Regions from separate parts of the Homo sapiens genome. Here region 2 is linked to region 1. The links are chromatin loops, found by intact Hi-C in ENCODE. Cell type or tissue: heart left ventricle. All regions are shown on one strand. Each heading gives the region's core, and the rest is flanking DNA. Links, peaks and the distances in the headings are about the cores only.

Evidence for each region. A loop is a pair of places that touch in the nucleus more often than their neighbours do. Peaks named below come from ENCODE experiments on the same cell type or tissue, not always from the same donor. Only the 100,000 strongest peaks of a DNase experiment are listed, where the experiment ranks them.
Region 2: it touches region 1 in a loop (2.2-fold over the local background); 11 of 110 quality-filtered maps call a loop at or near these places.

The regions. Positions count from the first base shown.
Region 1 is chr12:104,859,833-104,868,173 of GRCh38, forward strand. It overlaps SLC41A2 (solute carrier family 41 member 2), which reads right to left. Exons shown (of 11, transcript NM_001352171.3): 7 at 6,600-6,747; 8 at 1,459-1,538. Among named protein-coding and RNA genes, the nearest start is that of SLC41A2, 94 kb to the right of the region's middle. RefSeq lists an enhancer at 5,496-5,625. In heart left ventricle, for the core only: a CTCF peak has its summit at 3,676; no DNase peak of the experiment used is centred there.
Region 2 is chr12:104,737,713-104,746,053 of GRCh38, forward strand. The region is part of intron 2 of CHST11 (carbohydrate sulfotransferase 11); the gene reads left to right. Among named protein-coding and RNA genes, the nearest start is that of MIR3922, 150 kb to the left of the region's middle. RefSeq lists enhancers at 3,281-3,330, 5,037-5,658. In heart left ventricle, for the core only: no CTCF peak of the experiment used is centred there; a DNase peak (open chromatin) is centred at 4,957; H3K27ac peaks cover 879 bases.

The sequences.
Region 1 (8,341 bases), core at 255-8,254:
CTCAGAAGGTCCTCTTGCTTCAGCCTCCCAAGTAGCTGGGACTACAGGCGTGTACCACCATGCCTGTAAAAATATAATTTTTATATTTTTTGTGCAGGCAGGGTTTGGTCATATTGCCCAGGCTGGTCTCAAACTCATGAGCTTGAACGATCCACTTGCCTTGGCCTCGCAAAGTACTGGGATTACAGGGATGAGCCACCGTGCCCAACTGACATATTTTCTTTTTACATAGATATGCAAAGTAAATTACATTAAATATGTAGTATATCCTGGGACATGTTTTTCCCCAAGTAGAATTACTTTTTAAATTATATTGATCTAGGCTGTACTTAAAATCTACTTTAGTGTTCAACAATGAGAACACATGGACACAGGGAGAACATCACACACCAGGGCCTGTCAGGTGGGGGGCAAGGGGAGGGAGAGCATTAGGACAAATAACTCATGCATGCGGGGCTTAAAAACTAGATGATGGGTTGATAGGTGCAGCAAACCACCATGGCAAATGTATACCTATGTAACAAACCTGCACGTTCTGCACATGTATCCCAGAACTTAAACTAAAAAAAAAAAAAAAAATCCACTTTAATGACAGTCACCCCAGAAGCCGGTAGACTGGATTAAAATGATCTTATTAAATGTAATTCATATATAAATGTCTGTGAATTTAAGTATTATAATTCCCATTTCATAGATAACAAAAAAATATACGACAGATTTTTAAAGGGATCAGCTGAGGACCAATAGATTTTTTTCTTTTATTTTTTTTTAAGACAGGGTCTCACTCTGTTTCCCAGGCTAGCATGCAGTGGCTTATTGTAGCCTCTAACTCCTGGGCTCAGGCAATCCTCCTGCCTCAGCCTCCTGAGGACATACCTGGGACTACAGGTGTGTGCCACCACATCTGGCTAATTTTTGAATTTTTTATAGAGATGGGGGTCTCACTATGTTGCCCTGGCCTCAAACCCCTAACCTCAAGCGACCCTCCTACCTAGGCCTCCCAAAGCACTGGGATTGCAGTCATGAGCCACTGTGCCCACCCCAGATTTTAATGAACTGAATGGATAAGCAATGTTGAAACCCAGCTGTCTCTAATTTATCCACAAAAATTGACAAAAGAAACAACAAAACAATATACAATAGCTGATAATCCCAATGTAAATAATAAACAAAATCTGAAATATATTTTGCCACATTAATCTTAAGTCAGGTATACCTGACTCTCAAACTAGTAGTTCATGATAAGATTAAGAAAGATTACTTTTCAGAAATGTATTCTGCCTGTTGAGACCTGGGAATGTAATTTTCACTGTGAGCAACAACTTGGGGTTGGAGGCAGAATGGTTGGGATGGGAGGACAGACCTCTTGAATCTGAGCCCTAAGACTTCTAATAGTACCTAAGACTAAGAGGATACGAAGATTTGATATTATCATGAAACAGTATATCTAATTCTTACCATTAATAACTGGCGTGTAAACAACAATCCCAACCAAGTTTGGGTCTGATACAGTTGTGTCCAGAATAAGGCCCCCAATGCTGAAAGAGATAAAATTATATAATTTAGAGAAGAGGGAAGAGAACATACTTGAAGTTATTCTGTACATACAGACACCCCTCCTTTTTAAAATAAAATATTCACACATTTTAAAAATAGAGCAAAAATAAAAATATTCAAAGTAAAAATCAATGTCAACAGTAAAATGTTGAAAATAAAACACGGCATAAGCTCTAGCCCCAAATTTCAGAATTCTGATGTCTAAGATATGCTACTTGTGAAAAGAAAAAGCATACGCTTTAAATGCATTAAAATGTCTTGAACAGTATACGAGAAATTATTAACCATGTCTATTTCTGGGGGTGAGGGTGACAGGGGACTGACGGTCATTTTATATCCTTCTGTGCTTATTAATTTTTTAAAACCATGCCATTGATCACTCTTATAATTTAAAAAATAATTTAAAAAAGAGTATGGTTTCATATTTGAAATAAAGCATAAAAGAGGTTATTTTTATTGTATTAAAACTAGATATTGTTAGGATGTGTCTTATTACTGGCAAATTAAAATAATGAGTTATAGCCACAGAAAGAGCTGATCTTGAGAACAGAAATCTGGAAAACTAACATATCGTTATATGGTAGCAAGCCATACACTCTCAATGTGTCAGTGGAACTTGGAGATTTTTCTAAGTTTCCAAGGCCATTATCAACTGGTTAACATCAGTTTCTGGGTCTGTGTAGTATAAAACATTGCCAGTCCTAATATTCCATGGGATCCTGTGCCCAAATCTTCCAGGAAAATGCCATCCACATTACAACAAAATGAACTACATGCTGTCACAGAATGGGATTGTCAAAATATCAGATCAAATGTTCTTACCTGATAGTTAACATTAGAAAATTATCAAATCTTTATTATTTTAATTCTTTAGTAAAATAAAGGAATTATGCCTTAATAGGCCTAAACTGTGGGCGTTCTCATTAAAGAGGTACACTGTAGAGTCCCAAAATAGTCCTCTTTAGAAATATTTTAACATTTTAAGCCCTAATTAAAAGAATAAAGTACATACTTCAAGAACAAACTAGTTCTGAGTCAAAAAATAAACCTCCCTGACAAAATATATAGATCATGTTGTGGATATAACATAACAATTGCTAAAAATACATTTTTTAGATTCCTGTTAAGCCCAGTGATAAAAGTTACTATAGAAAAAATTAGAAAAGACAAAATGAAGAAAGTAAAAACCAACCCTAGTTACACCATTGAGTTACACTGTTAGTATGCTGTTATATAGGCTTCTAGACTTTTTTTAACTTATTTTGTTACTTATTTAAATTGACAATAAAAATTGCACATATTTATCCTATACAACATGTTTTGAAATATGTATATATTGTAGAATGACTAAATTGAGCTAATTAACTTATGCATTACTTCACATACTTATCTTTTGTGGTGAGAACACCTATACAACATGTTTTGAAATATGTATATATTGTAGAATGACTAAATTGAGCTAATTAACTTATGCATTACTTCACATACTTATCTTTTGTGGTGAGAACACCTAAAATCTCTTGGCAATTTTGATGAATACAATACACTGTTATAAACTATCACCACCATGTTGTACAATAAATCTCTTGAATATGTTCCTGTAGTCTAACCAAAATTTTTAATCCACTGACCAACATCTCCGCAACCCAGCTTTTTTACTATATACATTTTTAAAAATAAAAATTAAATGATAAAAGTAGTTTTATTTGCTTTTATTAAATTTTATTTTTATCATATAGATGTGTGTCATTAAAAAAGTAAAAGTACAGCCAGCATGGTGGCTCATGCCTATAATCCCAGCACTCCGGGAGGCCGAAGTGAGAGGACTGCTTGAGACTAGCAGTTTAAGACCAGCCAGGTCAACATAGTGAGACCCTGTCTCTACAAAAGAGTAAAAATATTATCTGGGTGGGTGCATGCCTGTAGTCCCGGCTGTTCAAGAAACTGAGGCAGGAGGGTTGTTTGAGCCTAGGAGTTTGAGGCTGCAGTGAACTACAATCAAGCCACTGTGCTTCAGCTGGGGAAACACGGCGAGACACAATCTCTAAAAAGAAAAAAAAGAGGTATATAAAAGTACCATAAAGTTCATAATAAAATAATGGTCCCTAGCCCCACCTCCAGGTCCTTCTCTGTACTAGAAATTCTTTTTATCTTCTTTAGTAGTTTCTTATGGCATTTAGTTTTTCTAAATAACATGCTTATACTGCTATTTCTTCATATTAAATTTTAGACATTTAGCAAATGACTTCCTACTATGGCAGATGAGGATTTGACCTCTCTTACACTTCCCTCCCACTTTGATCCCTTCCCAAATCCCTTCCTCCTCCCATCCTGCTAATCTGGTTATAATTTCTGGTGAAATACTTAGGGTTGACTTTATTATAACAACAGAAATTTCATTACTCATAGCTGAGCCACAGAGTGTATTATTAGATATCCTCACGTACGCTTTTTGCTTTGCCTCATATTTTTCTTAACTTTTTAGGTACCTATTACTAATTCAACCTCACATGTGTAACTAAGTTTATGAAGTACCTTTCAATACAGTCAAACTCATCAATTCCACTTTTTTTTTTTTTTTCTTAGAGACCTCCCTCCTTAAGTCCCCTGTCCTCCTGCCAATCTGGATGGTTGCCTGTCTAGGCCTGATGTACAGCTGTCATCCTGTACCTTCCCTCCAATACCCCCTTGGATCCTGGTCTATGTACTATAACAAAAGCCCAGTATTTCATGGGATTCTGTTGCCTGAATCCTCCAGGAAAAAAGCAATCTACATTACAGAAAAATGAACCACATGCTGTCACAGAATAGATTTCTTCTTTCCTGTATCATCTTTCTTAATTTGTTTCCTAATTTTGATAGACCACACCTCCTTTCAGCTTTATACAAAGGGGTAGAGGGGCAGTAAATTCCATGAGATCCTGCCTGTCTGAAAATTTCTTTAGTCTTCTCTTACACGTGGTTGATATTGTGACTGTATTTTATGTTCAAAATAATTTTCTCTCAGAATTTCAAAGGAATCATTTTAGTGTTGCTACTGGACATCATTCTGGTTCCCAGTGCTTTATATGTAACTTATTTTTTCTCTGGAAACATTTGGGATTCATGATAATATGCTTTCACTTGGGTCCCACCTACTTTAATTTATTGCACTGGGTACTTAGCAGGCGCTTTCCATCAGGTAGCTCATGTTTTTCAGTTCTGGGAATTTTCTTGTATTATTTATTTGAGAATTTTCTCTCCTTATCATTCACCTCCTATTGTCTATCTCTTTGCTTCATGGTTTGCTTTTCAGGAGGGTTCCTCTACTTTATATTCCAACTCTTCTACATAATTTATTTCTGCCATTTATGTATTTTTTTAATTCCCAAGAGCTCTTTGTGTTTTTCAAATCTTCTTTTGCATTCTGTTCCTATATTATGAATATTATGCAATAGCTATTATGCAATAGTTTCTCTTATTTATCTGAGGATACTGATAAGAGTTTTCTGAAAGTACTGATGGTACTTTCCTTGAGTACTATTTTTTTTTCCCATCTGTCTTTTATGTTAGAGGCCTTTATGAAATGTCTAGCAATCCTTTACTGGCTGCCCTGTTTAAGGGGCACTGCAAGGCATACTTGGAACTCTCTGTGTACATGGGCAGAGTTTGTCAGCAAGTGGGACTCATGGAAGACAATCAGGTGGGTTTGTAGCTCTTTCATTAAAGGACTCACAAGGGTTAGTATCTGCAGATCTGATCTTTTGTGCTGGTAAGTTCCCCCACAAATGAATTATCTAATTTTTTGCCTGGGGGTAAAAGGCTGTCTCTCAGCATTATACAAAGAAAAGGAAGTGGGATAGGGTTCTCATTGTTCAGTAGACTTTTACTTAGTCTTGCTATTTGTCACACAGTGCTTGAGCCACATCCTCACATGTACAGATGTTTCTGAATCTAGAACCTCTCCGATTTAGCCTCTTGAGAGGTTATTCTTGTCTTCTGCTAGGGTGTGAGGGGGCAGTCACATGGGTGCTAAAGCTGGAGAAAGATTGTGGGGATCTAATTGCTCCTTACCTAAACTTTCAACCAATCTTCCTCATTGCAGCTTTCAGATGTACTTGATGCCTTTAATTCCTCTTTCTGGGTTTCTGAGACTTGCTTCTGATAGGCAGTTAGGTGTCAGCTTTTTTCATTCTGCTCATTCAGTTAACAACTCTTCATCTGATTCCTATCTTCCTAATGTTGTCTCTCACCTGCTGCCCTCTTTGCTCCTCCTCTGTCTTTGTGGTTTTATAGCATTTTTATTCTTTTACTGTCCTTTTAGTAATTTCAGGAAGGAAAAGAAACGTTTCTTAATCTAACATGTTTAATAGGAAATTCATACTCTTTTCTAGGTTGTTCTTCTCATCAGATGTATCATAAACTCTTTCCATAGCAATAGAAATGCTACAATGTTATTTTAATGGCTGATACTCCATTTTGTGACTATATAATAATTTATCTGATCAATACCGTATTGCAAGACCTTTATGTTGTTCTATTTATTTTTGTTATTAAAAACTCTGGGGTGATGAGGATGCTTGCAGCTAAATCTTTTACATATGTCCTTAATTACATCTTTAAGGTCATCAGAGTCCTAGATATGGAAGTAGCCAATGGAATATACATTTCTAAGGCTTTATGATACTCATCTGAGCAACTTAATACTCAGAGTAAGTAATGTCCTTGTCAGGTTAACATACACATACACACACAAAGACAAACACCACTAAATTTTACTCAATCTGGTAAGGCTTTGGAGAGAAGTTTGAAATTGGTAGCCACATGAGGTTCTTTACATCTACTGATTTCATTAATTATGCCTGTCATTTAGATCCCTTGTTATAATACCCGGGAGAATAATGAATTGGCTATATAAAATAATTAACCTAAGAAATAAAAACAGGCAATTCATTTATTTTAATATGCATGTACATATATGCTTATAGAAGACACACAAAGACAGACAGACGTACACACACACACACACACACACACACACACACACATATTTTAATACTAACCTACTTATAACCATAGCTGTTATGACAGGCTCCCAGCCTGAGTGGAGAACTGTTCTTGTGGCTGGATGTTTGGCAGCTATTATAATCCAAATAGGGGTTAGAGCCAAGAAAAATACACCAACTAATGGAGAAATGTAGTAATAGGTCTCTAAAATTAAAAAAAAAAAAAAAAAGAGAGACAACATTTAAATCTCTCTTCTATGTAGCAGATCTAAATTATCAAAGTTTACTAGAAGGTACGACACTATCAAACATATTAACATGCTATACATTTTCTATAAACTTCAAACAAATTTATAACTGTAAATAAGGTAAAAATATTAAACAATGTAACTGAAAAGTAACACATTAATTCAATAAACATTTACTAAAATAGTTACATAACCTACATGAAAATAGCATAATAACAATAACAACAAGAACAGTAACAGTAAAAAAGCTAACATTTATTGGGCTCCTACTATATACCAAGTACTATGCTAAATGCTTTACATTCATCATCTCATTTCATTGTCCCCACCAATATAAAATAGATACTGTCATTTCTATTTTATGAAGAAACTGAGGCTTAGAAACTTAAGAATACAGTGAGGAAATAGGGAGAGCCGGAAGAAAATATGTATCTGACACCAAAGTTAGTGCTCTTAACTCTAAAGGTAAATAGGATATTATTTTTGTCCATAGGGATCTTATAGTACAGGCATTCCATAAAATATTGGCTGCCTACTGATAATAGATATCCAAGCTCCAAAATGAAATAGAAAAACTAGGTTTGATTCTCAATTCATATTTAATTCTAAATCTCCCTAGGGTTAAAAGTTGCATATCCCTTACTGAAAGTCTTATCATCTCAAGGCATTTTTTGGATAATATCATTTTAACTGATCAAAGTTTCATTATTATCAGAGATATTCCTGGCTTCTTCTCCATAACTCTAATTAATTTATTATGCAGAATAAGTACTTTTTAACTTAAAGGCAGAGTTTGCCTCGCAGTCCTATAGCCTACAGCCTTAGATTACTTAATCTAAGTCAAATGTTACTTAATATTTTGATCTTACAGAATGCTGCAACCCTTACCCCAACTCTTATCTTTGACTGAATTTTCTATTTTTTTTGCTTCTTAAGGTATTTAAAGATCTTCTCACCTATGACTAAAGATGCTTGAACTACATACAAACCCAAAATTTTTATTTTTTCCATATCATGTAGGAATAAACAATTATTATAGATATTAAAATAAAGCTAAACAAAGTTTACTCCTAAGCTTTTGTATGGATTTGCCATCACATCTTCTCACAGTCCTGTAGCCTACAGCCTTAGATTACTTAATCTAAGTCAAATGTTACTTAATTTTTTGATGTTACAGAATGCTACAACCCTTACCCCAACTCTTATCTTTGACTGAATTTTCTTTCTTTTGCTTCTTAAGATATTTAAAGATCTTCTCACCTATGACTAAAGATGCTTGAACTACATACAAATCCCAAATTTTTATTTCTTCCATATCATGTAGGAATAAGCAATTATTATAGATATTAAAATATAGCTAAACAAATTTTACTCCTAAGCTTTTGTATGGATTTGCCATCACATCTTTAAAATAATTATACTAATAAAATTTATTTTTATATTTTCTTCTATTTAAAGGAATATGACTAATGCTACATTGTGTCATTTTCTCCATGATTTTTTAAAAGATGAAAAAAACCTTTTATTTGTTGAATGGATTCACAGTTCTCC
Region 2 (8,341 bases), core at 211-8,210, 120 kb before region 1:
TTGATGTTTTTCAAAAGAAAAGAACATTTCAGAAATAGAGGAGGGAGAATCCCCCACCAGGCAGTTTTGCAGGGAGGGCCTGGCCTGAGAATGTGCTGGGCATGGGGAGGTGAAAGATGAGCCAGGCGGAAAGGGAGGGCGAGGCTGTCCCCTGGGAAGGCTGGGTGGCCTGTCCCCAGCTGTCACTGGATGCCTTTGTTCCCTGGAGCCAAGAGGCCTCCCTTGGAGGCATCAGTTGCCACAGGAAGCAGATTCATTCATGAAAACCCACCCCCCAGGCCCCGATCCTACTTGCTTTTTTGAACCTTTCTGTTCTTTGCTTTGGCTCAGAGAATGCCACTTAGTGTATAAAAAAGGATCCCAACGTCCCGCCCTGCTGGACCGGTGTAATTATGTCTGCTACACTTCCTTTCTGGAAGGCCCTGGTCAGGGGGTGCTGCAGCCTTCCCAGACCCCGCGGGCTCATCCTTCTTCAGCAGACCGGCCTGCCCTGTCATTTTGGGCATAAAGCCTGTGCAGGGACAGCCATGGAGCCCTTCCCCTTCCCGACCAGCTTTGAGGTTCGCAGAGGTGCCCCGCTCTCTGTCGCCTCAAGGCTGCACTCCCTGTTCCCCCACCCAATCCTCTCTTAGATGGCCTTCGGCGCCAGCTCACTCCTCCTCTGTGGGCTTTGCATGAATACTTCTTTCTTGGGAAAATCATTCCCTGCTCTCCCAAGCTGGAACGGCACTCCTGTGCCATGCGTCCATGGCACCTGTGCTTAATAAAAGCAGTGAACATGAACTAAACACACACCCAGGCAAGGGCCTGGTCTGGCCTTCCTGACTTCATCCTCACACCCGCCCCATGATGCAATGAGGCGTTTCCTGAGCACTTACCTGCAGGGGCACGTGCAACTCCCTCCTCTCATCTGAGCTTTACAGCCACCTTTAAAGCAGGGAGTACTGTTTGGCTCATTTTACAGTGAGGAAATAGAGGCTTTAGGAGAAAGCCCGGACCTCATAGCTAGTAGGTGCTAGATCTGGGAATCTGACACTAGTGTCTTCTCTTGGCCACTAAATTACACTCCAGCTGCCACACTGCATTGCCATCTTTTCTGTTCCTTGTCCCTGTTAGAATGTGTGCTTTCTCCCTGAAATCATATCTTGCTTCAAACTGGGCTCCCCCAGCGCCTCAGGCTGTGGCCTGTTTGCATAACTGGCAGTCACTGGACTGATTCAGGCCAAGGATGGAGCTGCCACCAGGTTGCAGGGTCCCTCCTGAAGACGGAGGACCAGGCTGGGAGGTAGACAGCCTGCTGGGCAGGGGTGAGGGGTGAGCTGACCAGTCTGAAGCTCATCCAGGGCAAAGCGGGACCTGCAGGTGGCAGACGCTGTCAGTGGGAGGTTGGGAACCAACGCCGGTGTGTGCCAGAGGAGCCCGGGTAGTGGGTGCGGGCAAGAGCAGGCCTGAGCGTTCTCTCCCTCTCCACCTGGAACACCCTGAACTCATCACTTTTTGGGCTTCAACCAGGGGAGGCAGGGAAAGTGAAAGGAAAAGTGACATCAGCCACTCTCCCTCCTTGTCAGCAGCTTAGGGCAAAATTCTAGTTGGGAAAGGTGTCCTCATCTTTTCATTACTACATTGGCCTGAATTTCTAGAAGGTAGAGTGACTTCTCTCGGCCAGTGTATTCATCCGTGCACCAGGCATACAGTCAGCTATTCTCACCATCATCTATAACCACAGGAGGTCCGTGGCACCGTCATCCCCATTTTACAGATGAGAATGCTGAGTCTCAGATTAAGTAACTTGCCCAAGGTCCACAGCCAGTAAGTACTAGAGCCGGATTTTAAGCCCAGGCTGTCTGGCTGCAGAGCCTGTGTTCTGAACCACTCTGCTCTGCTGCCCCTTGATGGAAACAGCCACATAGTAAAGAACTCTATTTTTTTCATGAGAAAAAACTTTTAACTGTGAATATTAATTGCTTGTCCCTTAAGAGCAGCTGTGGGTCAAGTGACACAGTAAGTTCTTTGCAGACTTCATCCCTTTAAACCTCATAAGAGCCAGTGAGGTTTGTGCTCTCTCAGCTCCCACTTTACTGATGAGGAGACTGAGGCCAGGAGAGTGAATCTTACTGACCCCAGATCATGGGGCTGGTCAGGGCCATTGCCAAATTTTACATCCAGATTGGTCTGCCTGACTCCAGAGTCTGATCTCCAGCCTGTGCTGATGAGCTTGCTCATCTCCGCAGAGTTCCAGACATCCTAGGGAGAGTAAACCTTTGTTCCATCAAAGCAAATACTCTCCATTTTTGTTCAGTATTTATTGAATGAGATCAGGGAGACACTGATTTTCTGTAAAAATTGTATCCTGAAATCAATGTATTTAGTTTCTACCACTTAGTTTTAGTAGGGTCACTGGCCTTTAAAGAAAAAAATGCAAAGACTTTTCCCAGTTCTTGCCTCACTTTTCTTTAATGAGCTCTGAAATCAGGCCAGCCCAGGGGGACCTATCCCACGTTCCCTATTCTGGATAATAAAATGGGTCACTCACTTCTTTTTAGTTTTATAATTTCCATTGATCATAAATCTACATGTGTTGTCAAAATACTCCTCTGAGGTTGATGGAAGGTAGCAAAGATGGTTTTTCTATTTCATAGGAATGTTATGGCACCACACAGATGACACTCCCTGCCCTCTCACTCTGCCCTGGAATCCATCCCTGCACCTCCAACAAGGGCTGCTGGGTGGATAGAAGGAGAAAATCCCTCTTTTTGCTCTGCTGTCCAGCAGCACAACAAAAAGGCATATTTGGGTTCCAGTCTTTGCTCTGCTGCTTTCTGGGAGTGGGTGGATGAGCTCTCATCTCTGGGCCTCAGTTTTGCCATCTGAAAATCAGAGGGTGGTATCAGATAATCACAAAGGTATTTTGTAACTCTGAAGTTCTGGGTTCTAAGGACTCTGAGATGCAAAATTATTTGAAAGCTCTACAGGCAGAAGAATATTAATACCTCTGATGTCATGCAATTGAGGGTGTCTTATTCACCTCTGGGCCCCGGGTCTGTGTCCCTGCCATTGTGTGTGACTCTGTTCCTGGATATCTGTATCTTCATGTCCTCGGCCATGGCCTAAGAAGCCGCAGAGATGTCTGACTTCCTCAGTGAACAGCAGATGGATGGATTTAGACGTGCTTGTCCCTCTAGCACTCCACGATGGTCTTCCTGTTCCACTTTCACTATGATTGAGAATGGGCCGTCCTTCTTGAAAGAGGAAAAAGGCAGTGAAGTGATAAACAAAATCTTCTTAGTACTCTGCAAAGATGTTCATGTGTTGCCACAAAGCTAATCACCCTTTTCTGAATTCTGCAAGTATTGGGCACCAAGTGCCTGGGACACTGAGATACCTGGGCCTTATCCCAGCTGCCCTGGAGGGAGGGCATGAGTTGAGCTCACATTGTTCATAGTGACATTAACTATGATCAGGATGGAGCAGGTTGAGGCAAAGGGGTGAAGGTAAAGGTGGTGGAAATGGCTCCGTTGGGGCCCCAGGCTTGGTGGTGGTGGTTACTGGGGAGAGAACGAGGGTGTCTTCCAGGCAGGGGTAGGAGGAGGGCTTTGGAGCCCCATCTGCAGAACTAGCTCCACCTCTCTCTTGGGGGAGGACCAGCCTTCCTCTCACTGGAAGCATGCAACATGCAGAAACGAAAGGCCCAGAGCATGGCTCATGCGTGCCTTTGGAACAATGGAGAAATCGGGTATTGTTAAAACATGCTGCTTGACTAAGAAATAAATGGACCTCTTTGGGTGCCTCTCAATTCATAGTTCAGTTACTGTGAAATTCCATGAATCCTTTACAGTCTGTTAATACATATTAATAGCTAATCTTGATATTGCCAGAAAATTGCTCTTCAGACCTCCAATTTGCTTAACAGCTGCCAATCTAAGTTGCCGCCAATTGCCTCTATCGGTCTTCTGTGTCAGTGAGATATTAAGTCGCCATGAGCCAGGCATTTTGCACAGATGACAAATGTGTTTGGCGTTCACTGCAGAACCCGCTCATGTAAAAGCGACGCTCAATCATCAGTTCTCAAAGTGAAACAGAGACCACCAGCCTCAGAATTGGCCTGATAGAATCATCACGGGGCAGCGATCAAGAGCAGGTTCCCAGGACAGCCCGACCCACTGAACCAGAATTACTCAGGGTGGTGTCTGGGAACCCGCATTGCATCAGATTCCCGCTGTGATTCTTACATACACTGAACATTGAGAAATGCTGTCAGGTGAAAGGCAAAGCAACATTCCTGCTATCCTGCCCCCGGCACTTGGGAAACCACCCTCTGTAAGGTTTACAGTAGCTACTTCCTGAGTGCCTACTATGTGCCAGGTACCATGCTATGTGCTTTCCTTGTGGGCTCTCATCTAATCCTCAAAATGACCCTGAGAAGTAGACTTTATTGTTGTCCCCATTTTGCAGATGAGGAAACTAAGGCCTGAAGGGCTCAAGTGATTAGGCCAAAATAGAAGTAGAATATTCTGGTCAGTCTGGGAAGAGAACCAATGAAGCCAACTGGTTCAAAGAAGGGAGAGGCCAGGAGGAGATCCTGAAGGGAGGCAAGCCCCTGCCTCCCAAGAGCATCACCCTCTGGGAGGCCCATCGTGGTAGGGGAGGTTGACGGCCTCCCTGGCTAGGGGAGGGGTAAGCCACCCGGGACTGCTCAGTGGACCCATGCTCCTCCTCCCCTACTCCTGCCAGCAGCGACTTCCGAGGACCCCAAAGCACTAGCCAGCAGGTGCTCAGCCTGCCTGCCCTTACTTCTGATTTCCCAAGCAGTGTGGGAGCTGCATCCCTTCCTCACCGTTGTTCCTGTTCCGGGCCACCATTCATCGGAAAGCAGGCCAGCTTGGCAGCAGCCCCATTCCTATTCCTGCCCCCCTCCGGCACCCTGCCCAGGCCTCCGGAAGCCCAAACAGCTGATCTGAGATGTCAATAAGGCCCTTCCAGCTGCACCTGGCCTGGCTGAAAGGGAGCCCCGGGGGTACCACACAGCCTCAGACCAAGTCCTTCCTGGGCAGCCCTTGGCGCCCTCCCCCTCCAGCGTGATTTGATTCCCCTCCTCTTGTTTCTTGGCCTCACCAGACGGGTGGAAAGTGCCAGCGTCCCTCCCTCATCAAAAGCTGTTGCATTTCTACCCAGGGCTGAGAGTCCCCGCTCTTCTCTCTTGGCCTCCAGCCCCAGAGCTGATGCTAAGCTCCTGTGTGGCAGCCACAGGCTCTAAGCCAGAAATCTCCACCAGAAGATGAGGTGGGGGCTGCGGGTTTAGGCACAGGAAGCCCACGAGGCCTCATTGGCCGTCTTGTGACCCGAACAATCCCTGCTGTCCCAAAGTCATTCATGCATTCAACAAAGCTTTCAGTGTCCACCGTATGTGAAGCACTGGGAATACAACAGTGAACAAAAATTAGTGAAAACTACCTGCCATCTCAGAGTTAACGTTCAAGAAGGGAGAGACCAGCAAAATAAGTAAATTGAGATAAACTAAGGAGATAAGTACTACAAAGAAAAGGGAAGCAGGGAAGGGGATGGGAGAGCTGAGGTTCCAGAGGTGTCTCTTAATATCCACCACTGAGTGTGAGCCTTCCTAACTGCACCCAGGGACTCCCACAGTCTGGCTGGTTCCGCCTTGTCTTTCTCTTGCAGTTGCCCACAGGTTCCACTAAGTGAGCAGGGGCAGCTGGGCTGGAGGCAGTGGGGGCTGAGAGCAGCCAGAGGAAGGCACCCCCTTACTATCCTCAAACACCTGGGGGAGGCACCAACCCTACAGGGATGGTTCGGCTCACACCACTAAAATGATTGTAGCTAACATTTAAGAATACAGAGATATCACATGAAACCTAATATTCTGACTTCTCTTTTTTTAATTTATATTTTTCTAACTTTTAAGTTCAGGGGCACATATGCAGGTTTGTTACATAGGTGAACTTGGGTCATGGGGGTCTGTTGTACAGATTCTTTCATCACCCAAGTATTAAACCCAGTACCCATTAGTTGTTTTTCCTGATCTTCTCCCTCCTCCCACCTTCCACCCTCCAAAAGGCCCCACTGAGTGTTCCCCTCTGTGTCCATGTGTTCTCATCATTTAGCTCCCACTTATAAGTGAGAACATGTGGCATTTGGTTTTCTGTTCTGCATTCGTTTGCTAAGGATTATGGCCTCCAGCTCCATCCATGTCCCAGCAGAGGACATGATCTCTCTTTTTTTATGGCTGCATAGTACTCCATGGTATATATGTACCACATTTTCTTTATCCAGACTATTATTGGGCATTTAGGTTGATTCCATGTCTTTGCTATTGTAAACAGTGCTGCAGTGAACACATGTGTGCATGTGTCTTTATAATAGAATGATTTATATTCCTTTGGGTATATACCCAGTAATGGGATTGCTGAGTCAAATGGTATTTCTGTCTTTAGGTCTTTGAGGAATTGACACACTGTCTTCCACAATGGTTGAACTAATTTACACTCCCACCAACAGTGTATAAGTGTTCCTTTTTCTCCGCAACCTTGCCAGCATCTGTTATTTTGACTTTTTAGTAATAGCCATTCTGACTGGTGTGAGATGGTATCTCATTGTGGGTTTGATTTGCATTTCTCTAATGATCAGTGATGCGGAACTTTTTTTTGTATGATTGTTGGCCTCATGTATGTCTTCTTTTGAAAACTGTCTGTTCACATCCTCTGCCCACTTTTTTATGGGGTTGTTTTTTTCTTGTAAATTTGTTTAAGTTCCTTATAGATGCTGGATATTAGACCTTTGTCGGATGCATAGTTCGTAAAAATTTCCTCCCGTTCTGTTATTGGTTGTCTGTTTACTCTGTTGATAGTTTCTTTTGCTGTGCAGAAGCCCTTTAGTTACATTAGATCCCACTTGTCAGTTTTTGCTTTTGTTGCAATTGCTTTCGGTATCTTCATCATGAAGTCTTTTCCCGTGTGTATGTCCTGAGTGGGATCGCCTAGGTTGTCTTCTAGGGTTTTTATAGTTTTGGGTTTCACATACAAGTCTTTAATCCATCTTGAGTTAATTTATGTCTGTGGTGTAAGGAAGGGATTCAGTTTTAATCTTCTGCATAGGGACAGCCAGTTATCCCAGCATCATTTATTTATTTATTTATTTATTTATTTATTTATTTATTTATTTTTTGAGACAGAGTCTTGCTCTCTTGCCCAGGCTGGAGTGCAATGGCATGATCTCGGCTCACTGCAACCTCCGCCTCCCAGGTTCAAGCAATTCTCCTGCCTCAGCCTCCCAAGTAGCTAGGATTACAGGTGCCCACCATCATGCCTGGGTAATTTTTGTATTTTTAGTAAAGACCGGGTTTCGCCGTGTTGGCCAGGCTGTTCTCGAACTCCTGACCTCAAGTGATCTGCCTGCCTCAGCCTCCCAAAGTGCTGGGATTACAGGCATAAGCCACCACGCCCGGCCCCTAGCACCATTTATTGAATAGGGAATCCTTTCCTCATTGTTTGTTTTTGTCAGGTTTGCTGAAGATCAGATAGTTGTAGGTGTGTGGTCCTATTTCTGGGTTCTCTATTCTGTTCCATTGGTCTATGTGTCTGTTTTTGTTCCAGTACCATGCCGTTTCGGTTACTATAGCCCTGTAGAATAGCAAGTAGGGTAGCTGATGCCTCCAGCTTTGTTCTTTTTGCTTAGGATTCCCTTGGCTATTCGGGCTCTTTTTTGGTTCCATATGAATTATAGAATACTTTTGTCTAGTACTGTGAAAAATGTCAGTGGTAGTTTAATAGGAATAGCATTGAATATATAAATTGCTTTAGGCAGTAGGGCCATTTTAATGATATTGATTCTTCCTATCCATGAGCATGGAATATTTTTCCATTTGTTTGTGTCATCTCTGATTTTTTTGTGCAGTGGCTTATAGTTCTCATCATAGAGATCTTTCACCTCCCTGGTTAGCTGTATCCCTAGGTATTTTATTCTTTTTGTGGCCATTGTGAATGGGAGTTCATTCCTGATTTGGCTCTTGACTTGACTATTGTTGGTGTATGAGAGTGCTAGTGATTTTTGTACACTGATTTTGTATCCTGAGACTTTGCTGAAGTTGTTTATCAGCTTAAGAAGCTTTTGGGCTCAGACAACAGGGTTTTCTAGATGTAGGATCATCTCATCTGCAAACAGGGGTAGTTTGACTTCCTTTCTTCCTACTCAAATGTCCTTTATCTCCTTCTCTTGCCTGATCACCCTGGCCAGAAATTCCAATACTATGTTTAATAGGAGTGGTGAGAGAGGTCATCCTTGTCTTGTGCTGGTTTTCAAGGGGAATGCTTCCAGCTTTTGCCCGTTT